Linked DNA regions of Homo sapiens: all the other regions are linked to region 3. The links are chromatin loops, found by intact Hi-C in ENCODE. Cell type or tissue: dorsolateral prefrontal cortex. All regions are shown on one strand. Region 1 overlaps DPP6 (dipeptidyl peptidase like 6). Region 2 overlaps DPP6 (dipeptidyl peptidase like 6). Region 3 overlaps DPP6 (dipeptidyl peptidase like 6).

Evidence for each region. A loop is a pair of places that touch in the nucleus more often than their neighbours do. Peaks named below come from ENCODE experiments on the same cell type or tissue, not always from the same donor. Only the 100,000 strongest peaks of a DNase experiment are listed, where the experiment ranks them.
Region 1: a loop joins it to region 3, with 7 times the contacts of the local background. A loop is called at or near these places in 5 of 110 quality-filtered maps.
Region 2: a loop joins it to region 3, with 2.2 times the contacts of the local background. A loop is called at or near these places in 6 of 110 quality-filtered maps.

What each region holds. Positions count from the first base shown.
Region 1 is chr7:154,786,607-154,794,606 of GRCh38, forward strand. It overlaps DPP6 (dipeptidyl peptidase like 6), which reads left to right. Exons shown (of 26, transcript NM_130797.4): 11 at 7,473-7,596. Among named protein-coding and RNA genes, the nearest start is that of PAXIP1-AS2, 140 kb to the right of the region's middle. In dorsolateral prefrontal cortex, CTCF peaks have their summits at 3,009 (motif pointing left), 3,211 and 7,771 (motif pointing left); DNase peaks (open chromatin) are centred at 3,015 and 5,195; H3K27ac peaks cover 5,038 bases.
Region 2 is chr7:154,739,716-154,747,715 of GRCh38, forward strand. All of the region lies in intron 8 of DPP6 (dipeptidyl peptidase like 6), which reads left to right. Among named protein-coding and RNA genes, the nearest start is that of PAXIP1-AS2, 180 kb to the right of the region's middle. In dorsolateral prefrontal cortex, CTCF peaks have their summits at 4,702 (motif pointing left), 4,907 and 7,122; a DNase peak (open chromatin) is centred at 4,706; H3K27ac peaks cover 5,863 bases.
Region 3 is chr7:154,637,634-154,645,633 of GRCh38, forward strand. DPP6 (dipeptidyl peptidase like 6) reads left to right here. Exons shown (of 26, transcript NM_130797.4): 6 at 188-240. Among named protein-coding and RNA genes, the nearest start is that of PAXIP1-AS2, 290 kb to the right of the region's middle. In dorsolateral prefrontal cortex, a CTCF peak has its summit at 3,037 (motif pointing right); a DNase peak (open chromatin) is centred at 3,028.

The sequences.
Region 1 (8,000 bases), 150 kb after region 3:
TTTCCTGAGGCCTCTGCAGCCCTGCAGAACTGTGAGTCAATTAAATTTCTTTCCTTTATAAATTACCCAGTCTCAGGCAGTTCTTTACAGCAGTGTGAGAATAGACTTCTGATAATTGTTCCTCTGCAAATCACCTTTTTTCTTTCCAAAAGCTTTTTGAATTTTGAAATAATATATCTATGTGTGTGTTTTCTTTTCACTTATCACCGTTTCATCCATATACTTTCAATCGTTCCTCCTGTTTGAACTGCATTTCTGAGTCTCATACGATGCTTTACCTGGAGCTCTGAGTCCCCATGATTCTCTCTGAGGTTTCAGCTCTGCAAGTGTCCAGGTTGCTGTGCCCTCCAGCCTGACTCATCCCTCATGACCCTTCTATCTACTTTCTGTCTTCCAGAAACATGAAATCTCTCAGCCCTCCCCTGTTGTCTTTATTATTGTACATATATTTTATTTCTTTATTATCATTGCAATTAGGTTTCTGGAGGGAAAACAAACTAATGTGATAAATCTACTAACTTAAGTTGGAGACTTCCAGTGTTTTCTTAATAACCATCTTCTTGTTTAAAAAGTAACCTATGCAGTATGGAAAATAATAATCCCTTGTCATTGCACATCACACTACCCGTAGGTAACTACTGTGAGAAATTTGATAAATTATCCTTTGAGATTTCTTTTCTGGAAATGTATATTTGTTCTTCATTTATTTGGGTTTTTTTAAAAAAATGATTAAGCCATTTTCCCAACACCATCGATTGTGGAAGTCTTCCTTTCCCTACTGATTTGGAATGACATCTTTATTAAATGTAAAATTATCATACAAACCAGTGTGCATTAAAGGTGCCTGTCCACTACTGATGGTTGCCTCAGTCAGATGTCAGGTGGTTCCAGAAATACGCTTATTATTAGCAACTTTAAAAAATAAATCCCCTGTCCCTATGCTTCCTTTTTAAAACCACCTATCTATTTCTTCTTATATGCGAACTTCAGAATTATTTTATTTGACTCTCTACTGAAAAGAAATTCATTGGTTTGCTATTAAAATTAAATTCATTTCTTTAACCAATATTAAGTATTTACCATGTGTGAAGCCCTATGTAAGGTGCTAAAAAATGTACAAATGAATAAGGTGGGTATGGTCTCTGCCATTATGAAGGTTAAATATAATAAATTCAGTTCTTTCCAAACTGATCACCATTTTGAAAACTTTACCATGTCTTTTCTCTTATTCCAGAAACATAGGTGTTTCTATTCCTTTTTTCTAAATAATATCCTTCCATTTCATCATGTGTAATGCTGCTATGTTTTGTTTTTAGCCTTCTTTTTGCAATTTACTAAATGCTTATGATCCTACAAACTATTTGCCCAGTATTTCTTTATATTATTTTTATCACTTAATTTGAATTTATCATCAAATTGATAGTAGTTTAGAACTAGCTATGGATGAACTGATTTTAGAGATTACTTTTTTTTACATGTTGAGTTTTTAATTTTGAGCCATTAATTTTGAGTTGCCTTCATAAGTCAGTGTAGAATATATTCAAGTAAAAGATAAGGCCGGGCACAGTGGCTCACCCCTGTAATCCCAGCACTTTGGGAGGCTGAGGCTGGCGGATCAGTTGAAGTCAGGAGTTTGAGGCCAACTTGGCCAACAAGGCGAAACCCCCTCTCTACTAAAAATACAAAAATAAGCCGGGCGTGGTGGCGCACACCTGTAATCTCAGCTATTCGGGAGACTGAGGCAGGACAATCGCTTGAACCCAGGAAGTGGAGGTTGCAGTGAGCTGAGATCGTGCCACTGCACTCTAGCCTGGGTGACAGAGTGAGACTCTGCCTCAAAAAAAAAAAAAAAGTAGAAGATACACTTTAATACAAAAATATATTGGTTGTTAAAAAAACACATTGAAATATTAAACATTAAGTATTAGCAATAGACAGAAAGGAGGAGAAGCTTCAGATCAGCCTAAATTTTGATCCTTTGTCAAAACTTATTTCCTTATTACTAGATTATTGTGGAATTTCGGTTTTCCCATAACTCAAAGGTTCTAGCACAACATATTTAGATGTTTCATTATTTTCCCTGGAATGTGGGAAATCCCTTTTAGTCTTCACATTCGGGTCTTTTTTCCTACACAGAAGTTTCGTCCTCTTTGTCTTTGGTTATCGTGTCTGTAGCCACTCTGGTTTCTCTGTAGAAGCACTGCTCTTCCCAGCCGGTAGGAAGGCTCATCTTCTTCTTTACACCTCCATGTCACCTTCCTCTGCCTTGTGGGAGAACCTCCCACATTTTCCTCAATTTTCCTGACCCAAATTTTTCTAATTTTAGTTTTAGTTTCCTTGCAGCCCCCTCATCTCCCTTTTTGATCTTATCTTGGACTTTTAGAATTCTGTTCTCTTTATTTTTAGTGTGACTTCCCTTTCCTTTATTCTGCACCATTTGACCCTCACAGTTCCGCACCTCAGGAAGGAGAATGCCTCCCACACCTGATACCTGGCCACAGACAAAGGGTGAGAGTCACCTTTGACTCTGTGTTCTGACTTTTTAGGTGCTACTGAGCTCTTCTCCGGTGTAAATCTGGAAGACAGTCTAACCCATGTGCATCTGGCATGGATCGTCTGGGCTGAGTTGACATTTTTTTTTCTACCTTCTTAAGAATTTTTCTTTGACATTCTATGTAAATTAGTACACATGGAAAATTACAATCTTCCTTAACACCCATTTAGCAAAGGTTTGACTTTCCAAATCTGTGGCTGGTGTGAGCCCAGCATTTCTGAGGGAAGAATAGTACAGTGGGGAAGAGAAAAACCTTTTCCTTCTGCGTTCTCATGGCTGGGGCTGCCCTGTTCCCTACAGGGAAGAAACTGGGCAAGACCTTGTCTGGTTTCACCAGTGCCATCTGTGTTGCAGTTAGAGATTTTCAACATTCATTTCTAATGGCATTGTGACTTTTCATCATTTCTGTGTGTCTCTTTAGACATGATAACACAAAGTTAGTAAAGGTCTCCCTCTGCCGGCCAGGCACCACTGCTTGCTGGAGACCTCTGTCTGGAGAGTCCACACTCGATGTGGTGTATGGTGTGCTGTTTGTGAGCAAGTAAATGTTTTATTTTCCCTTCCAGCAGCAAAAGTGTGACTACAAACCTTATAGAGCAAAAGAATGTCCCTTTGTCCAAAGCGTCGCTGCCTCGCAAGGTGCCTACCTTGTCCCCAGAAAGCTGCTAGAACGCCTTCAAGATTGCCCTGTTGGTGGTGATGCTTCACCCTCGTACACCGACTTGATTTTTAGAAAATAACTAAAATGTATTTGGGGCCAGGCACAGTGGTTCATGCTTGTCATCCCAGCACTTTGGGAGGCCAAGGCAGGTGGATCACTTGAGGCCAGGAGTTCAAGACCAGCCTGGGTAACATGGTGAAACCCCGTCTCTACTAAAAATACAAAAATTAGCCGGGCATGGTAGCAGGCACCTGTAATCCCAGCTATTTGGTAGGCGGAGGCATGAGAATCACTTGAACCCAGGAGGCGGAGGTTGCAGTGAGCTGAGATCACACCACTGCACTCCAGCCTGGGCAACAGAGCGAGACTCCGTCTAAAAAACATAAAAAATCAAGTGTATTTGGCACCAGGTATAGTCACTGATGCAACTCATGGACTTAGGAAATGTTGACTAGAGATGAGATGTTGCTATGCGGGTCATGAGGCAACATCAAGCTCTCAGGGCAAGTCGGCACAAGGGGCCCAAAAGCTTTATGATAAATGGCAACAGGATTAGAAGAGGCAAAGAACTGCCCAAAATGTGAGAATCACGGCTTCCTTACATAGAGGTGGAGCCCTTATGGATGCATGTATGTAAAAAGAAATCTTATTATATAATCTTTATAAATTCCATTAATAGTGTTTATTGTTTTGGGTTTTTAAAAATATTTCACACTGTATTTCATCACCATAACATCTCTAAGGGTGCCACCAGGCTTTAAAAATTCATATTACACAAATGAAGAAACTGAGGGTTGAAGCACCGTATAGAATTAATTGTAGAACCAAGGCTTTCTCAGGCCTCTGAGGTGAGCCACATTCTGCCCCTCAACCCAGGGATGAGCCACGAGGCAGAGTGGGTCCACATTTAACTGTCCTAATTTTTAGTACAATTATATTTTTCCTCAGTGCAACAGCCTCATATTACAAACTAAGAGAAGGGAGGAAAGGAGGGAGGGAGGGAGGGAGAGGAAAGGAAGGAGGGAGGGAGGGGAGGGGAGGGAGGGAGGGAAAAAAGAGATGATCTAGCACTCACTTTATGTAACTGGTCATTTTACTTGGGGCTCTGTATTAGTCAGTTCTCACACTGCTAATAAACACATACTTGAGGCTGGGCACGGTGGTCCATGCCTGTAGTCCCAGCACTTTGGGAGGCCGAGGCTGGCAGATTACTTGAGGTCAGGAACTTGAGACCAGCCTGGCCAACATGGTGAAACCCCATCTCTACTAAAAACACAAAAATTAGCCAGGCATGGTGGCAGACATCTGTAATCCCAACTACTTGGGAGGCTGAGGCATGAGAATCGCTTGAACCTGGGAGGTACAGGTTGCAGTGAGCCAAGATATTGTGCCACTGCACTCCAGCCTGGGGAATAGAGTGAGACTCTGTCTCAAAAAAATAAAAATAAAAATAAATAAATAAAATAAAGACCTACCTGAGACTGGGTAATTTAGAAAGAGAGAGGTTTCATAGACTCAGTTCTACATGGCTGGGGAGGCCTCACAATCATGGTGGAAGACGAAAGAAGGGCAAAGGGGTGTCTTACCTGGTGGCAGGCAAGAGAGCGTGTGCAGGGAGACTGCCATTTATAAAACCATCAGATCTCGTGAGAACTTATTCCCTACCATGGGAACAGCATGGGGGAAACCACCCGCATGATTCAATTGTCTACACCTGGCCCCGCCCTTGACATGTGGGGATTATTACAATTCAAGGTGAGATTTGCCGGGGGGACATGGCCAAACCATATCAGGCTCTGAGTAAAGAAACAGTGTGGTGGCTACTTCTAGAAAATAACAAACCACACCAGAGTAACACATCCTTGCCTCCTTCTAAAGCCATGAAGCAGGCTTGTCCCTGTGTGTCCACGTTTTGTGGCCAAGAGCTTTAAGCAGGAACAGTACTGTGACTCCGCGGGCCATGTCACTGCTGTTGATGCTGCACACCCCAGCCCCCTGGTTCCATCCAGTGGCACTCAGCCTAGTGACATTTCCAGCACGATTTGTTCTGGAGGCATCAAGAGAAAGTTTGCATCCATCTCATTTTCATTTATAACATTTCACTTCCAAATTAAGAAATAGAAAAACTAAGAATAGTGTGTAGTCATATTTGGCCTAGATGAAGATTATTTGTACAAAAGAACACTATAAAAAGCAGAAAGAAGCATAGGATGAATGAATGTTTCCAACAATTGAGAACAAAAGCAGCATTCTTCCTAATTAGCATGAAGGACATAGAGGGAAAAAATAGTCATTCCGGGAGACCTTACATTTTCTTTCTTGATTGCATGCAGACGAAATGTGTTTGCTGAGAGAGTAAGTGCAGGGTACCCTGTGGCTTCGCCACTGCCCCCATTGTGGACATGGAATCTTGCAACCACAGGCCCCATGTGGCTCTCACACACGTCCCATGGTAGGGAATAAGTTCTCATGAGATCTGATGGTTTTATAAATGGCAGTTTCCCTGCACACGCTTCAGCGTCCTCCAGTGTGGACTCAAAGACCAGTTACAACATCATTAAAAAATAAAAGTGTTCTATGTAAAGCAAGGGCTAGGCAGAGACGTTGAATTATATTTAAGGACAAAAGTGACATATATTTTTTTCTTATGATTGTAAATAATGACCAAATCCCATCATTATAAATGCCTGTCCCTGCCTTTGGGCCATGAAACAGCAAAGCAGGACCTTTGTAGAATGTTGCTGGCAGGATGTGCCACCTGTCAGTGCCAGGGCCAGGATGGAGAGCAGGGGGGAGGGCATGGTCCCTGTGGACATGCAAGCCAGGTTCTGGGGCAGGCCAGGCTCTAGGACGGGCCAGTATGGGGAGCAGATGGTGGGAAGAAAAGCAACCATGTTTCAGACATCACAGAAATGGAGCAGGTTGAAAGGCACGAGAGCTGGATTACAGCTGAGCGCCCCTCCTGTGTTCACGGGTTATGTACCTCCTCACCACCCCAGTCCTCAGGAACTCCCCATGACCACAGTGGGCAGCTGCAGACCTCCCCTCCTGGCCATGCGCCAGCAGCCGCCTGTCTTAGGCCCTCACCTGCTTGCCGCTGTTCCTTCTGTTTGCCACATGGTCCTGATTTAGGTCAAGTTATTAAGAACCTTGATTAACAAGTTTTAATTGTGGGAAATGGGGGAGATGTGGCACTGGAATCTCCTGGTTAACTGAGGCTCCAGCCAAGGCATCTGGCTATAGTCGTTTCTGTTAAAATAATTATTAAGTGTAGTGAGGTCGCTCTCTGGCTCGCCAGGAATTGTCTAGTGAATGTACTGCTGTCTTTAGTGATAAAAGATCTTGTAAGACCACAAAGTAATCATTCTGAACAGTAGATCTCATTATAGATAGAGAAGGGGTGAATGATTGAACGCGCATTAGCTGGCTTCTAGAACATTCTGGGATTCACCTGGGGATGGTCTTTTTGGGGCATTAATTTTCTCAACACTTTCTTCTTCCTCTTAAATGTAAAATTGTATTTTTTTAATCTGGTTTTTGGAGGGCTCTGGGTGACTGGATGAATTCCCAGAAGCCCCGGTACCCCTCGGGCTAAGTAGAGAGCCGCACAGAGCCTGTGGTAGTTTCAGGTTTGGGCAGAATCAGGCGCATGACCCTTAAGATATCAAACCAAGTTCGCCTGAAGCCCAGAGCCATGAACCAATTTCCCTAATTAGCTAGAGAGTGTCCCTGGGTATTTTATCTTTAAGGAGGAGGAATTAGAGAATGGAGCCTTCAACAGCCCAGGCTGGGATGCTTCTCACCCTGTGTCGCTCTCTGGGGCCTCCCGCCAGCCCTTTTCCGGTTCTTTCTCTGTCCCGCCTCCCCGGACCCCTCGCTGCCCGGTCAGGTGGTTAGTTGTGCGTTTGCCTGGTACTGCGGTGTGAAAGTCAAGGCATCAGCTGGAGAGACGAGACCTCAAAACCCACGGAGCAGCCCCCACACCCCTCACCCCCAGGGCAGCCACACGCAGTGACATGCAACTCCCAGTGTCTTTGGGTTTATTTAGCAAGAGGTAATGACTGGGCGGCCCCTCAGAGTCCCGCGCCAGTGCAGATTCTTTATAAGCCAGATTTCAGAAGCTCGCAGGCTGGCTGTGTCACCACTGGCTCCGGCCCCCGGCTCCCGTGTCGTGTCCAGGGCTGGGGTCGGCGGTCCCCTGGCTTCTGTCGTGCGGGGGTCCTGCCAAGCTGCTCATGCTGTGTTTGGCGTTTCCAGGGAGTACTACATCACCATGGTGAAGTGGGCCACCAGCACCAAGGTCGCCGTGACCTGGCTGAACCGGGCGCAGAACGTGTCCATCCTCACCCTCTGCGACGCCACCACGGGGGTCTGCACGAAGGTACGCGGGGCTGTGGGGGTGGAGGGGAGACGGGTGAAGAACCGATGGTCAGACGCGCCCGAGGTGGCGCCAGAGTCGTCTCAGCCCTCGGGCCTGGGACTTGGGGACCGGCCGCCCAGCTGCTGCGGGGAGCCCGCGGCGCAGAGTCCCGGCTCCGGCGTGGCTGCCACCTCGTGGCTGGTGCAGGCGCTGCCGCAGACCCGACCGAACCCATCCGTGAATTGCCAGAGGCGCCCCGTGCCTGGCACCTGGACGCCGTCCGCAGTTCACTGAGTGTTGCTTCCCTTTATCCGCGCTCACCGCTGTGACCTAAGTGAGCGTCCTCCTCGTTGCAGCTGATGCTCAGAGAGGAGGGGCCCTGCCTTTCCCCAGACCCCGCCGACAGCCTCCCCCAGCGGGCTCCA
Region 2 (8,000 bases), 100 kb after region 3:
CCTTGCAATAAGGCACCTTGCAATAAGCTCCCTTCCTTCTTGGCATCTCCTTGGAGCCTGTGAAGTGATGAATGCAGTTCCCAATGCACAGCCCTCAAACTGCATGGGAGAAACCCCAGTGTCCCAGAGGACAGTGGGGGCGGCTTCAGCGTGGCTGTGTGGCACTGAAACAGGTTAACCGCAAACCTCTAGTTCTCAGAACCAAAGCTGAATCCACATTTGAAAATCCAGTAGAAGCTTTGTTAATATTTTAGGAAGGCTATTGAGTATTTTAATTCAACATGAAGAGGTGATCTAGCTGGTCTTGTGAAAAATCAGTAATAAATCTAAAGGGAGAATGTTCTCTAAAGGTACAGGAAGAATTCTCATTGGTCTTGAGAAATGTCCTTACAATTAATGACCTACTCCTGAGAGATCGTGACAAATATCTTAGGATGTTCAGTGACTATATTTTTCTATCTTTCAAATTATGCATTTCATTGTGAGATTAGGACAAACACACTTTTACCTTTTTTTATAGCGCCCTAATGAAACTTATGTATTTGAGGTTGAGATATTTGACACCCTTGGGAACTCTAATTTCTTTTTTTTTTTTTTCCGTCTTCTTAAGTCACCTAAGGACATTAGACCATTTGCCCTATTATTGAGAGTTTTACTAAAATGCAAGCTGCAAATGCCAGAAGGAAGATAGGCAACAAGACAATATGTACTTAAAAGAGTTTCATTTGATACTCAGAAGCTGGAACTAGACTTAGCTCTTTTGCTCACTAAACCTGTATTCTAACCTTTTTGGGCCTCAGTGTCTTTTTCTTGTTCTGGAAGCATCACTAGGGTGGACCAGATAATGCTAAACTCCTTTCCGTCTCTAACCCTTTTCATGTTTAATTATCAGTGCCATAAGCACACAGCGTTGATGGTATGAAGTCTGTGTCCATGCCAGATAACTTCACAAGGAAATAGTTAACAATTCTCGGTTTTACTTAGTAAACATACGGGAGCAATGCTCCTCAGTTGCAATGGTGGGGGCTGGGCACGTGGGTATCTCGGCCTTTTTGTCCCCTTCCTCTCCCCTTTCGTCACCCCCACACACAGGACATTTGCGTACTGGGAGAACCTTTATTAGATGATTCTGATAAACCTTCTCCTTATCCCCACGTGAAACCTATCTGCCCTAAAGGAATCAGTCTTCTGTCTCCTTTACTCCCCATTTTTTTCTTTCTATAAAATTTGCATTATTGGCATAACTTTTCTCTTTACTATGGGTTATCTTTGGGAAGGTGTAAGGGAATGCAAAGATAGCTCACCTCCACGTCAGAGCTCCCTGCACTTGCAGGCGTGGAGAGGACATACCCTTCGTCACTCGTTCTGTGCGTTAGGACCAGAGTGGAAGAGGATGCGAGGAGTCAGATTTCAGGTCAGTTGCTCTTCCCCAGCCTTCAAGCAATGGCAGAGGCTGTCCTGGGAAGGTCATGCTCTTCTGTCTGGGTTATCTGAAGTGATCATTGCACCGAGTGGGAGACTGGACATGCAGACCTATCATCTGCAGCCATACAAGCTCATGATTCTGGGCACCCTGAGTCAAGTCCCAGAGCCCAGGCAACCTGGCAGAACCCAGGAAGGGTGAAGCCTCTGCATGCTGGCCACTCAGGCCTACGATTAGCCCCTCCCCAGCACATCCGTGCATTCAGCGCAAGGCCAAGCTCCATCCAGTCGATGGAAATGGGCACCTGAGCCTCAGAAACACCCAAAGAAGAGAGCACCTTTCAGCTCTTCATGGAAGAAAGCGAGCCAGCCAGCACCTTCTTCTTTTTGCAGGAATAAATATGTCTGGCACCTGGATTATTTTATTTAAAAGGCCAGCTGTGTGGACACCATGCCTATAAAGTATTGGGATTTTTAATGAATGTTAACCAAGGAAGAGCCCAGCTAGGATACTTCCTGTAGGTGTCACTTTGTGGAGGTCTTAGGTGCTATCCAACCCTAAGGACAAGGCAGCCAGGCCAGCTGAAGGATTTCAGATCAGCTCTTTCTCTGCTCACCACCCTCATTATTATCCACTTCTTTTATGGGTCCACTCAGATGCTCATGCTCACAGTCTTACCTCCCTTCTCTCCATCCAGAAAGGTGAAACCTCACCCACCGCCATGTGGCTCCCACATCCCAGTGTCCTGCATCTGTGTCTCCAGAAACATGGCAGAGATAGAAGAAATTTACATGTAGCAAAATTCATCTCTTCAAGAAGATATTCCAACACCTGACAGTGGCCCACACAGTCCTCATTTACTAGGGAATCCTATTTCGAGCCCCTTCTGGGCGCCCAGATTGGATGAGTCACTATGGATTGCAGTGCCCCACCCAACGGGGTACCTGAAAAAGAGGAAGAAAGGGAGGCAGGGAGGGAAGGAGATGAAGGAGGTCCAAGACAGGGACCCTTCCCTTGAGGAACTGATACACAGTCAGTCCGATGGAGGCCAAGACCACCTGCAGGAAGCAGCTCCTTCCTTCCATTATTCGAGTGGGATTCATGCATTTATTCTGCACCGAAGCCCTCTACCAGGTCCTCCAAGGGAGACAGAGATGCTTTAAGATCTGGACCTGCCTTCACAAAGTGTATATCCTGCAAGATGGTATTGAACCACATCCTAATTACATGGCACAAATCTTTCACACATTTAGACACTTTTGGCAGAATGGTATCTTCTGATTTAAAACTGCAGAAACATGAAAATTAGAAAACCAAACAACCATTAATGCATTAACTCAAGAGTTCATTCCTAAAATCCAAATTTCCTTCTCTGGAGATAGGACCAGATCATAGCTCCCAATCTTTTCTCCAGTTTTTGTTTTACGACATTTCGGATTTGAGATTCTGTAAGAAGTGACCTAATGTGAGCATTTCCTGATATGGAGGAGACGCAAAATAGCTCAGGGAAAAAGTTGATCATTAGAAAAATCTGTGGTTGTCCCACTGTCTCATCGTGCCACTGGGAGTTTCTGGCCTCCGCTGGCATCTCTGATGAATGTTCTATGCCAGGACAAAGAAGGCGGGCATGGGCCAGGCAGTCCCTCCAGTCAGGGAACGGTGGCCTCTCCCAGCTGCCTTGGTGTTTAGGAGGCCCTGTAAGGGTATTTGGGATCTCAAGAGCCTCTGGGACTTACGGGCAAAGGGCAGACCTTAAGAGCCAGTCCCTCCTCCCCCAAAATGTTTAGCAAGCCAGAAATTCCCCTTTACTGCTAAGTCAAAGGAAGATGTTCTTTGACTCTTCAGGGAGCATAACGTACCATCCTTTGATGGTCATACACATTAAAAGAAGATAAAGCCAGAAATAAAAGGGAAAGAAACAGTTATATGATTTTGGTGGGAATTTGCAGAAATACAGGCTGAAGCTGAAGTCTTCCATCAGGTGAGGTTTTTTCCATTGATCTCATCTCTCGGGCTCAGCTCTTTTATCTCCAGCGCATTTTGGATGTGGCTTCTCTTTCCACCTGCTGGGCCTTTAGATAGAGTACTTCCTTTTGTTTCAAGGTAGCATTTAACTGAGTCTGGAAAAACCATCATTAAGGGAAAATAAAGCTGAAAGATGAATTGAAAACTATGTAAAAGGGCCCTTTCAGGCTGCCGGAGAGATTGCCTTTCCAGCCTAATGAGCCTGTGCTGCCTCTGATTCAGATGGTGCAAGGACAGGAGAAAAGAATGGAGTTTTGTGCACTGCGATTTTCCAAAGCACATAATGCTTAGTCATTTGGGGTGTTAGGAAAGAGAGAAAGTCGGAGCGGAGTGTGTGGTGAAGTGAGAGAAAGAAAGAAGGCTGAATTTTCGTTAAGCTGCTCAAATGCCTGCTTTAACAAAAGTCTGCCAGGGCTAGAGGTGATTAGCCATCAGTGCTGCTGCTGTTTTTGCTGTCGTTTTTGCTGTTGCTGAAGTTTAAAGGTCCTGTGCCCCTTGGTATATACGCAGGGGATTGGTTCCAGGACCCCTGCATTACCAAAATTCAAACATACTCCAGTCCCAGTCAGCCCTGAGGACCCAGGTATATGAAGGGGTATATACGCAGGGGATTGGTTCCAGGACCCCTGAGTTACCAAAATTCAAACATACTCCAGTCCCAGTCAGCCCTGAGGACCCAGGTATATGAAAAGTCAGTCCTCCATATACAGGGATTTCACATCCCTCAAATACTGTACTTTCCATATGTATTTGGTTGAAAAAATCTGCACATAAGTCGACCCACGCAGTTCAAACCTATATTGTTCAAGGGTCTGCTGTCCCGTCCTTATGTGGGATGGTGACAAGCGGCCCTGTGTCCCATGGCGTGCAGCTGAGCGGCCTTGGTGCAGAGGTGGATTTGCAGCCAGTTGTCCACACATCCTGGATCCTCCCGGTGCGTCCTGTGTAATGGGTTAACTGGACCTGCCTAAGCCTGGGCCTCCCACCCCTCAAAAGCAGCTTCTCCAAGCTTTCCTACTTAAATTTCTCCAGCCACAGAGAGAAGCATTTATTGTCTCTCACCACACCCGCCCCCCAGTATAGAAGAAAGGAAGACTGGGGAATTGATCTCTCAGAGCACTTGGAGAAGCCACACGTCAGCAGCCAGTAAAGCTAGAATGAAAATCTGAGCGATCAAGGCAATGGAATAGAAAGTCAAAACCCAAACTTCATCTCTTCCCCACTAAAGGAACGGGAAGGGACACTGCCACCTGGCGGCCAGCCGAGGCATGTTCGGGGAGCCGATCCTCCTCCCTGGGCCCCCCACGGTGTTGATTTGTGGGAATTTGCAGATCTCTGATGATAATGAGGGGATTCGCAGTGTGTGATATGCAAATAACACAGCTCTGATTAGTGAAGGAGGCTGCGAGCCTTGCAAGGTAAAAGCTCCATTTGCCTTCTGGCTTGATGTTCGCTGATTTCTTTTTTAACCCCCCATTTAATTCTGCTCTCGGCACCTTGGATAAAATATTTAGTGGCAGGAAAAAGGCAACAGATGCAAGCAGGAATAAATAAGATTTTCTGTATTTAGAATGAGGCCACGTATTTCGGAGCACAGATCTATCAGGCATGTTATTTATGTCTTTTGCAATTTCCCGGGACCCAGATTTCTCAGGGTGCTTTGATTTTTCTCAAATATCTACAGCAGTAGGGGTCCAGGGAGCCCAGGGAGCACAGCCAGGCACTCACTCACAGTCAGAATCCAGGGGGCTGTGTTATTTAGGATGATCCGAAACGCGACCTTGCTGCCTGCATTCTGTTTTGATATGTATCTTGCCTCATTAAAAGATGACAATCTGCAATACTGATATTACTCAGGCAGATGGATTTCCCAAATGCTGGGCTATAGCCTGGGCTGCCAGACTGCATGAGGTTTAACATGGAAAATTAACTGCAGTCTTGTTCTCTGGTCTGCCAGGTCCAGCAGTGTAGTGGAAGGAGCAAAGGAGCAGGAATCAGGAGACTCACCAGGATCTGCCCTCTCCTGTCCTGTGATCCTGAGAAAATGGCTTGGTCTCCTCATCCTGGAGGTCTCCATAGTGGAGTGGGCTCAACATCACACCTGGAGTCAAGTCAAGGCTCCGCACGTCCCAGTGACCTAGAGCCAGTTGTCAACATCTCTGAGCCTCAAAATTCTCCTTTATAACAAATAATGTAAGCAGATCCACAGTCACTAGGAAGATTACAATAGAATTGCCAGAGTATCTAGCATTCAGTAAATATTTATTAACTAGATAGAAAAAAAATGTACCAGGCTTAGTAACACCCGGCCTTCCCATCTCATTAGAGGCTAGAATGCTCAATGGACACAGGGTGTGTCTTAGTCTGTTTTGTGTTGCCATAAAGGAATACCTGAAACTGGGCAATTTATAAAAAGAAGAGTTTATTTGCCTCAGGGTTCTATAGCCTGTGCAAGACACATGCACCAGCACCTGCTTAGCTTCTGGTGAGGCCTCAGGCTGCTTCTACTCATGGCAGAAGATGAAGTGGAGCTGGTTGTACAGAGATCACATAGTGAGAGAGAAAGCAACAGGGTGTTTAGGAGGTGCCAGGCTCTTTTATAACAGCCCGCCCTCACAGGAGTGAAATCAAGCGAGAACTCACTCACCCTTGGGGGAGGCCATTAACCTTTTCATGAAAAATCCACCCCCATGACCCACACACCTCCCACTAGACCCCACCTCCCATGACCCACACACCTCCCACTAGACCCCACCTCCAACATTGGGGATCAAATTTCAACACGAAGTTTGGAGGGGACAGGAAGCCAGGCCATAGCAGGGCATATAGCATTGGCATCAAAGCTAGGGTGTTGATTGGTTATGAATATTGTTGGTCCTGCCTCATTTATCAAGGAAAGAAGAAAAAAGAAGACTGTAGAAAGACTAAGTTCAGGGTATACATGAGTCTTCAAGAGAAGCCAGACAACATTCCAGGATTTCAGAAAGGGGACATGGCTGAGCTGGGTCTTCTCTTTGTGGGGAGACATGTCATTGGGCCTCTGAGTTCCAAAGACACAACCTGGAAAAAGCACAAAAAGACTGTCTACTTAGAAGATTTAGGATTTCCCGCATAGTCCCCAGGGCCTCCTCTGATCCTTTGACCAAGATATGAAAGCCCTGCCATATAAGAAGAGGGGAGCTCCATGCTGAGGTTAGGACACAGCACTGATATGATGCCGGCCTTCCTTGGTCTATTTGACACCTAATGAGGTGGGGACTTGTTGACAAAGTCCTTCCATCGTGAGGTCTGCACCCCTCACCCCCAGCTTGATTGTACCATTCTGTTTTGGAAATCCCCACCAGAAGTACCAGCAAATGCTTCTTAAGCTTCTAGAAATTTCTATCTGGGATTATTTTGTTCATAGAGCAATTCTGGCAGCCAGAGTTACTTCTGCATCTTTGCTTTGGACCACAATCACCCAAAAAGCATTAGGAGAAAAGAGATCACAGCAATGGTTCACTCAATTTTCAACTTCCCTATGCTGTTTAGATTTTGGCAAAAGAGTATTCACTGTGACTGCTGCTTTTCACTATAAAAAGAAGCTGAGATTTCCTGCCAACTATTTCACAAAAACAAACAGAAGATTCATTGAGAGAACCAAGGAAGCATCTGATCCTACAACACACGACCAAAATATACTGTCTGTATCTTGGAAATGAACTCCCTAAGAGGATAGAAAATAAGTCGTTCAAGCTCTTCTCTAACTCAAGTATAAGCACCCTATAACTGGAATTATGTCTTTTACCTCCTGCTTATTCCCAGGGCTGAGGGGACCATTCGTAGCTGATAATATCAGTTACAATCATGCAGGATCATCCAGGAATAAAAACATTGGAGGAAGGCAGCATGAAAGGGAAAGAAAATCCTGGTTTTCAGAAAATAACATGGAGACCTCATGAGCTCACTCTGAGTAATCACCCTTCAGCAGTAGCATCTCCCTATCCAGTCTGCTCCGTTTAAGGGAAGAGTTCATCTCACCACAGTGTTTCATTGAAGAGCTGGTTTTTAATTGGCCCTGTACCACTTAATTTATTTTCATTTGCATTCCAATGCTGTCTGCCTTGTACTGCTTTACTTCAAAGCTGGATCTAAAAAACATAGGCTCTTAGAAGGTTGCAAACCTGCAATTGTACAGAGGCTCTGAGAAGCGAAATGATTTGCCCAGTGAAATGGGGTAGTGTGGAAACTGAGAGAGCTCTGAAGTCTAACACCCCTGGCTTCACAATTCTACCTCCACCATTTACTGGTTGTATGAACTCAAGCAAATTGATTCACCTGTCAGACCTCAGTTTCCTCCTCTGTAAGATGGAACTAGCAGCATCGACCTTGTGGGGTCATTGTGCGAATCGCCATACTGTGTTAGTCTAGCATTGCTAGTCACTTACTAGGCACTCGCGAAGTGTAGCTGACTCCTAGTGTTGTTGCTCTTAGAAAACACCCATATGTTAGAAAAAAAAAATAGAACACTTTTTCTGCCTCTGAATAAGTGCCTAAGATCCTCTACCACTTC
Region 3 (8,000 bases):
TGCTGAAAATAAAATAAACAGGATATGCAAATTGACTTCCTAAGTAAATAAAAGACTTTGTCTCCAGGTGTTGGGATTAGCTGCTTTTGGTTCACTGATGTTTGTTAGGATTCACAGTGATTTGAAAAATATCATCGTAACAGCCTTTGTCTCAATGCCTACCTTTTTTCCTTTTTGTCTGTTGCAGATATATCAACACTCGTATACTGGATATTACGTCCTGAGCAAAATTCCTCATGGGTAAGAGTGTTCTTTTCTTTCTTTTAATTAGAAATATGCAGGGCAAAGTGAAGGGTAGAACATGGACGAGCTGTTTAACCCTTAGGGCGGGAAATGGCGTTCCAGTTCTCACAGCCAAGGGTGCTGGTATCGTGGCACCTCTGGGACTCTCCCTAGATAATGACACTAAGGATGTCAGGGGGTCACTTGAGTCCACTCACTTCCCCATTTGTGAAGCCCCCTTCCTAGAGCAACTCTGCCCTCTTCCTGTGCTGGTTCCTGCAGTTGACCCTGGAGGTTCTTCAGAGCCGGACATTCCCCTCTGCTTTGTAATCACCTGCAGCCTCCTCTCAGGCAAGGTGAGGTGGCCCTTGGCCTCCCACGAGGGTTCCTGGTTATACCCACACTAGCAGAATAGAAGCCTCTCTCAGCCCACCACATGTCATCAGAGACAAATCTGGAACATATCTATGGGATTACGGTAAACTACTCTGGTCAGACATTCAGCAGTGCATTGGGAATGGGTTGGGCAAGTGGTATTAGTGCTGCTCTACCCATCACTCCGAGGGGGTTTCAGCGGCGTGTTGTTCTTGTTTTATTGTCCTTTCTGAGCTTGGCTGTGCTCCCAGGGCCGGGTTTCAGTGCCTGCTTTTGACTGGGCCCCCCGGCTTCATTCTTTCATGACCTCACATTGCACTGCTAACCTCATCTGGTCTCTCAATAATGTATTGTCCAGAGCAGGAGCGAGTTTAGTTTTCAGTGCTGGGCAGGCGTCCCCCACACGACCCTCAGATGCCTGATCAGCTTCACCTTTGGAACCCAGAGCAGAAAAGACATTGGTTAGGGTTTGGTGAAACCACATGTTGAGTCAGACACAGATGAAAAATGGTTGCAGAACTAGGAAAGTCTGTCGAGGAGAATTTTTTGTTGTTTTATCTTCATTATTTCTTCGTCTCCTCTTCCCTCCTCCTTCCCTCCCCTATTCTCATTCCCTTCTCCTGGCCTTCCTGTTCCCCACCTCATGTTTCTCTTTCCTGTCTTCTGTGGTTTCTACTGTCATGCTTTGCAAAGGTGAGGTGCTCAGGAAAGGTTGATAAAGAAACTGAATTGTGCTGCAGATAGTGTCATGTAGGCTCCTGTGAATATCTAGGTTGAGGCATCCTCATTTCCCAAGCAAATTTTAACAGCAGGAGTGGCTAGAAAGCATTTTTCCATAGGTGAGCATTAATCACAGCATGAGCGTTTATAGCTGCTGCTCTCTGTTTTCTACTCAGCTTAGAATACAGGCAAGTCCTTGGAAAACAAACTCGAATAAACTAATTTAATGTGGGCTTTAGACAAAGGGAAGACGCATGTGGATCTTCAGCAAATTGTGACCAATAGTTTCTGTTAGATTATTAGAAAAGTGAAGCCCAAAGAAAGCAAAGATGGCCCAAGTTGCAAAAATAAAGTATTCATACAAATTTTTCATTAAAAGTATGTTTTAAATAGAAACCCAAATATTCTTCAGTAAAGAGGAATTATCCCATTCTTTCCCAAGCAGATATATATCTTCAGAGGTCATGGCAGGCAGGACTATAATTATGCCTTGAGATTTATCTGCCCCTTCTGGGAACAATAGAATTTGTTGTAGATGATAGATATTTCGTTCCATCTTATATCAATTTGTAAAACTCGAAACTCTAAAAGCAGTTGATGCCTAACGTATTGTGTTAATATTTTACTGCATCAGTCAGCATTTGGAGGAAACAGATTCTAGGAACTTGGCACAGGAGTTTGCTGAACAAGCTAGCAAAGCTCAGGCCATGATAGTCTGTGTTGAAGGCTCGGCTTCTGCACTTAGATACCTGGAGCCTGGTGATGATCTGCCTTATAGATGACCCCAACACGGAGGGAGCTGCTTCTGGTGTCTTTAATGGAATCAGAGCAAGAATAATGCCCCTGGTTTATTGGTTAGCTTTCATATACCTTTATCCCTGTTCAACAACCTGCAAGAAAAGCATCCTTATTTCCATTTTAAGTGAGAGCTCCAAGAGGTCATCACCTTCCCCTCACCTCCTAGCTACTGTATGCTTGAGTCTCAGCGTAAGTCAGGCTGACTCGAAATCCCATGCTAGTAAAAAAACTCGTGGCTCACACCTGTAATCCCAACACTCCGGGAGGCCAAGGTGGGCAGATCACTTGAGGTCAGGAGTTTGAGACCAGCCTAGCCAACATGGTGAAACCCCATCTCTACTAAAAATACAAAAATTAGCCAGGCATGGTGGTGCACACCTCTAGTCCCAGCTACTCAGGAGGCTGAGGCAGGAGAATCGCTTGAACCTGGGAGGCTAGAGGTTGCAGTGAGCTGAGATTGCACCACTGCACTCCAGCCTAGGTGACAGAGTGAGACTCTGTCAAACAAAAACAAAAACAACAATTGGGATTAATTCAAAGGTCACAATGCAGAGAACAAACGTGATAGCTATAAAGATGAGATTTTTTAGTGACATACTACTTTCTCTTCCTAGGGTTCTTATAGGATTGAAAGATGTAGCAAGTACATTTATTGGAAAACAACCTCTGGGGGTGCCAAAGTCAGTGTCCCACCCTGTCACCATGTCACTGAACACAGCGCCCCTGAAGCGGCGTTGCTCAACCTGCTCAATTCTTCCTCTTTGTCATAAGGCCATTGATGAGAAATTAGCCAATTAATTCATTGCAAATATTGTCAGAGTCTTATTTGTCTTAATGAGACAGTGGATCTCTGAGCGGTATCTCCGTAGGCCTGGAGCTTCGTGACCCCTTGGTCATCACTGTCACCGGTGTGCGTGCTCCACCAGGTGGCAGAAAAAGAACACAGCCCGGAGCTCTAAGTCTGAGGATCTAGGTGGGTTTTGGATAGGGAGGAAAGCACAATTGTCTTTTAAAAATAAAAATGTCCCTACTAAAATATTTGAATATACATTATTCATGTAGAAGAAAACTAAGAGATTTTCTTAATTTAGAAAACACATATCTGTACCTTTTTCACTAATTCTCATCTTTCCTTTCCTCGCTCCTCCCTCTAAATTAAAGCCAGAGGCCGTGCAATCTTCAGGATGGTTTTGTCATTTATAGCTTGATTTTTTTTTCTTAGCTTCAGTCTTTGCAACCAGCCAGAGAAAATGGTCTAATTAATGTTCTCATGCCCTCTGATTTCTGTTGTCCTTCCTTTTGGCAAATGGCAAAAGAGTTTCAGGACGGACTACCCCTTTCCCATCCCCCTCTCACTCCCCAGTCCCCGCTGTTAGCTTCCTTCCTCCGATGGCTGTGACCTCTATAGCTGGGGCCAGGTAGAGTTCTTTCTGTGTGGAAGGTGGGAGTTGCAATGAGACTCCCAAGACAGCTGAATTTTGATATAATCAAAAATCTATTACCTAAGGGTAGGTTTGTTTGACTTTGACATACCAAGCTTCCAAAAATTGTATTCTTAAATTGTATCCTAAAAGGACATATGCCTTTTACAACAAATCTATATTTTAGCGGAACTAAAGCTAGTTATTTTTAACATAAAGCATTTCACTAGAAGTTTTTATATCAGAATTTTAATAAAATAAGGAATCTTCCATGGTGGAGTCAAGGATCTGTTAGGTGTTTCCATATAAGTATTTTTGTAGACTTGGCTACTGCATGACATTTTCCTGGCATGACTTCTTTTTCTAGAATTAGTTTTGTCTTTATATTTTTTAGGGTCTAAAGCCAAAGGCAAAATTATCTATATTTATGTCTATTATCTATCTACCTAGCTTTCTATCTATCTATACACACACATATACATAATACACACTTTTAATAATAGTAATAATATATTTCTAAAATGTAGTCTCATATCCAATAGGATTGTTCTGAAAGACATATGGACTTTTTTCTATAACCGAAATCAATTTGAAGAAAAATTGGTCCTATCACTTTATTATGTAATGTTGGCAATTAGGGGTCTGGCAAACTCAGAACTGTAATAGAATAGAAACTGCTGGGTGTTCAAAGGCATTTTTTTACGTGACTGGCCATGTTCTGTGGATATTGTTGCTCTAACTTTGCTTACCTACTCGTAATTTTCAGGCACCAAACAAAACTGTGAAAAAATTGTGTTCCTTTAGAATTGTAGTTGACTTTTTAAAGCCATATTCTGTATCTGTGGAAATAGGAAACTGAGACATCACTTCCTTCTACCTGGAACTGCTCTCTAAGTTTATAGACTGAGATCCAGAGGAGCATTCTGTTTATTTGGGAAGTAGATATCTAGGTCGAGAATGTACAGTGCCCAGTGCCAGCCTAATAGCATCATGCCAGGCAGTGACTTAGACCCTGCAGCCACATAGACCTGAACTTGAACCCATCGTGCTGCTGACTTCTGGTTGTGTGACCTTGAGAGTTGTTCTACTTCCATAGGTCTTAGGATCCATATAAGAAGATCATAATAATAGTGCCCACTTTGGCCTGGCATGGTGGCTCATGCCTGTAATCCCAGCACTTTGGGAGGCCGAAGCAGGTGGATCACCTGAGGTCAGGAGTTTGAGACCAGCCTGGCCTGTTGCAAAACCCCATCTCTACTAAAAATACAAAATTAGCTGGGCATGGTGGCGGGTACCTGTAATCCCAGCTACTCAGGAGGCTGAGGCAGGAGAATCGTTTGAACCCAAGAGGCGGAGGTTGCAGTGAGCTGAGATTGTACCATTGCACTCCAGCCTGGGAGACAAAGCAAGACTCCATCTCAAAAAACAAAACAAAACAAAAAAATTAGTGCCCACCTCATAGGCTTGTTAGAAGAATTAAATGGAATGGCTGGGTGTGGTGGCTCACGCCTGTAATCCCAGCACTGTGGGAGGCTGATGTGGGTGGATCACTTGAGTTCGAGACCAGCCTGGCCAACATGGTGAAACCCCATGTCTACTAAAAATACAAAACTTGGCCGGGCTTAGTGAGGCTGAGGCACAAGAATCACTTAAACCTGGGAGTCGGAGGTTGCAGTGAGCTGAGATTGTGCCACTGCACTCCAGCCTGGGTGGGAGAGCGAGACTCCATCTCAAAAAAAGAATTAAGTGGAATGATATATGCAAAACACCCAGCAAAGAATTTTGCATCTAGTGAGTGATTAGTTAATATTGTAGTATGTACCCAATATATATTTGTAGTCTTATAATTAAATATTATCAGACTTTAGTTTCTAGCCATCTTGAAAATCTTTTCTGTTACAAATGAAGGAATAATATAATCCTAAAATCATACAATTCTCTTTAATAATTTTTCTAAGCTGAGGCTTGTTTCATGACACTCAGGTAATTATAATGTCTTTGTAATTTTAATTTCCCTCTTAAAAGAAGTATCTATGGCCTCAACTGTCTACAATTCTCAATACTCAATAATTTTTTTTATATCATCTCATTCTGACCTTCTGCAATTAACTTTCCAGCATTCTTGTTTTGCCTCCAATGGAAGCAGAAAAGATACTGTGTCAGCAAATACTTATTGAAATACTGTCTGGAGCAATGAAAGCATGGTTGCTATCCTTAAGAAATTAAAAATCTTGTTGCAAAGGAAAGATACAGACTTATATAATAAAATGTTATAAAGTCTGTTAAGTGAGTAATTTCTTTTTTTTTTTTTTTTTTTGAGACAGAGTCTCACTCTGTTGCCCAGGCTGAAGTGCAGTGATACGATCTCAGCTCACTGCAACCTCCGCCCCCCAGGTTCAAGCAATTCTCCTGCCTCAGCCTCCTGAGTAGCTGGGACTACAGGCACCCACCACCACTCCTGGCTAATTTTTTGTATTTTTAGTAGAGACGGGGTTTCACCGTGTTAGCTAGGATGGTCTCGATCTCCTGACCTCGTGATCTGCCCACCTCGGCCTCCCGAAGTGCTGGGATTACAGGCGTGAAGTGAGGATTTTTAACACTACCCACCAAAGAAGGAGGGGAGGGTTGAAGGTGTCACCATCATAAACAGTCTCAAGAAGGAAGTTTGACTTGAAGTGAGCCTGATAGCTGAGTTTTTGTTTGTTTGTTTCTTTACTTTTTAATAGATGACAGGAGGGAGATACTCCAGGCAGGGTAAAACATGAAATGAACTTGACCTTTGCATGAGCCAACACTTCCTAGAATTAATGAGGTGCCCTGCCAGGCTGCTGCTGGAGTGTTCACGTGGGACTCAGCATGGGTAGGCATAGGGTTAGGTAGGCTTTAGGAGGTACCTAGAGTGCAGACAACTGAAATACTCAGTGTTTAAAACCCAGTAGTATTGGTCTTTACAATAAGAACATAGCAACCTTTTGGAGCAGAAGAGGAATGTGATGAAAACAGTAGGCGCAGATTAGTTTTGTGCTTATGTATAGCATACACTGAAGAAAAAGGAAGATCAAAATTCTGGATTCAATTAGCAGCCAGGTTGGAATGGTGGGTCGGGAGCTCAGCCAATGTAGAAACCACACTAATTGTGATTATGAGTAGCTGGTGTTCTCTTGGAAAATGAAGACAGATTTCAAGTGTTTATATTCCATGTCCCTCTAATTAAATCTGTGGCAGCCTGGGCTCCTTGTGAGTTGAGCCTGGTGCCATCCTGAGAGGTCTCTCTACCATGAGTGGTCTGTAGGTAGTGAGTTCAGGAGGGCAGCGATGAGAATTCTCAGCACCCATGTTGGTTAGTGCATTCCTTTCCAGCCCTTTCTTCCTGTGTGTGAGTCTCCAGGGCCTGGCTGCTGCACACACGGAGATAGGCTTTGGCTGTGCAGAGCAAGCTACCTTCACAGCTGCCGGAAGTTACAGAACTAGGATTGTGTGTGTAAACTGGGGAAGCACCAGTGTGAAGCAAAAATGCAGAAGAAATCTTAAAATGGCTTTTTTTTTTTTTTTTTTTAAGATACAGAGTCTGGCTCTGTCACCAGGTTGAAGTGCAGTGGCGCGATCTCGGCTCACTTCACCCTCCACCTCCCAGGTTCAAGCAATTCTTCTACCGCAGCCTCCTGAGTAGGTGTGACTGCAGGTGCACACCGCCATGCCTGGCTAATTTCTTTTGCATTTTAGTAGATACGACGTTTCACTGTCTTGCTCAGGGTAGTCTCGAACTCCTGAGCTCAGGCAATCCACCCGCCTTGGCCTCCCAATAAAATGGCATTTTATGTGTCTGTACCATGGCATTGAAGAGGGGAGAATTCCACTGTTACTTGCTTTTTTTGTTTTGTTTATTTGTTGGTTTTTTTTTTTTTTTTTTTGAGAGGAAGTATTGCTCTGTCGCCCAGGCTGGAGTGCAGTGGTGTGATCTCTGCTCACTGCAAGCTCCGCCTCCCAGGTTCACACCATTCTTCTGCCTCAGCCTCCGGAGTAGTAGCTGGGACTACAGGCGCCCACCACCACGCCCGGCTAATTTTTTGTATTTTTAGTAGAGACGGGGTTTCACCGTGTTAGCCAGGATGGTCTCGATCTCCTGACCTCGTGACCCGCCCGCCTCGGCCTCCCAAAGTGCTGGGATTACAGGCGTGAGCCACTGCGCCCGGCCTGTTACTTGGTTTTATGGATTTTCAGAACTGTGAACAACTCATACATCTGCCTGTAAGACTTGGTCTCAGCCATTTCTCCCTCCCCTTCTCCCTTCCCCTCCTGTCCTCCTTCTATCCCTCCCTCCTGCTGAAATCCAGACTTCTAGTAACCATCACCAAAAAATGTGGACTTTAGAGTCAAGGAGATCTGGGCGTAAATCCCCAGTCTTCGTTTCTACTTGTGTAGTCATGAAACAGTTCCTTTGCTCCTCTGGGCACACTTACTCCA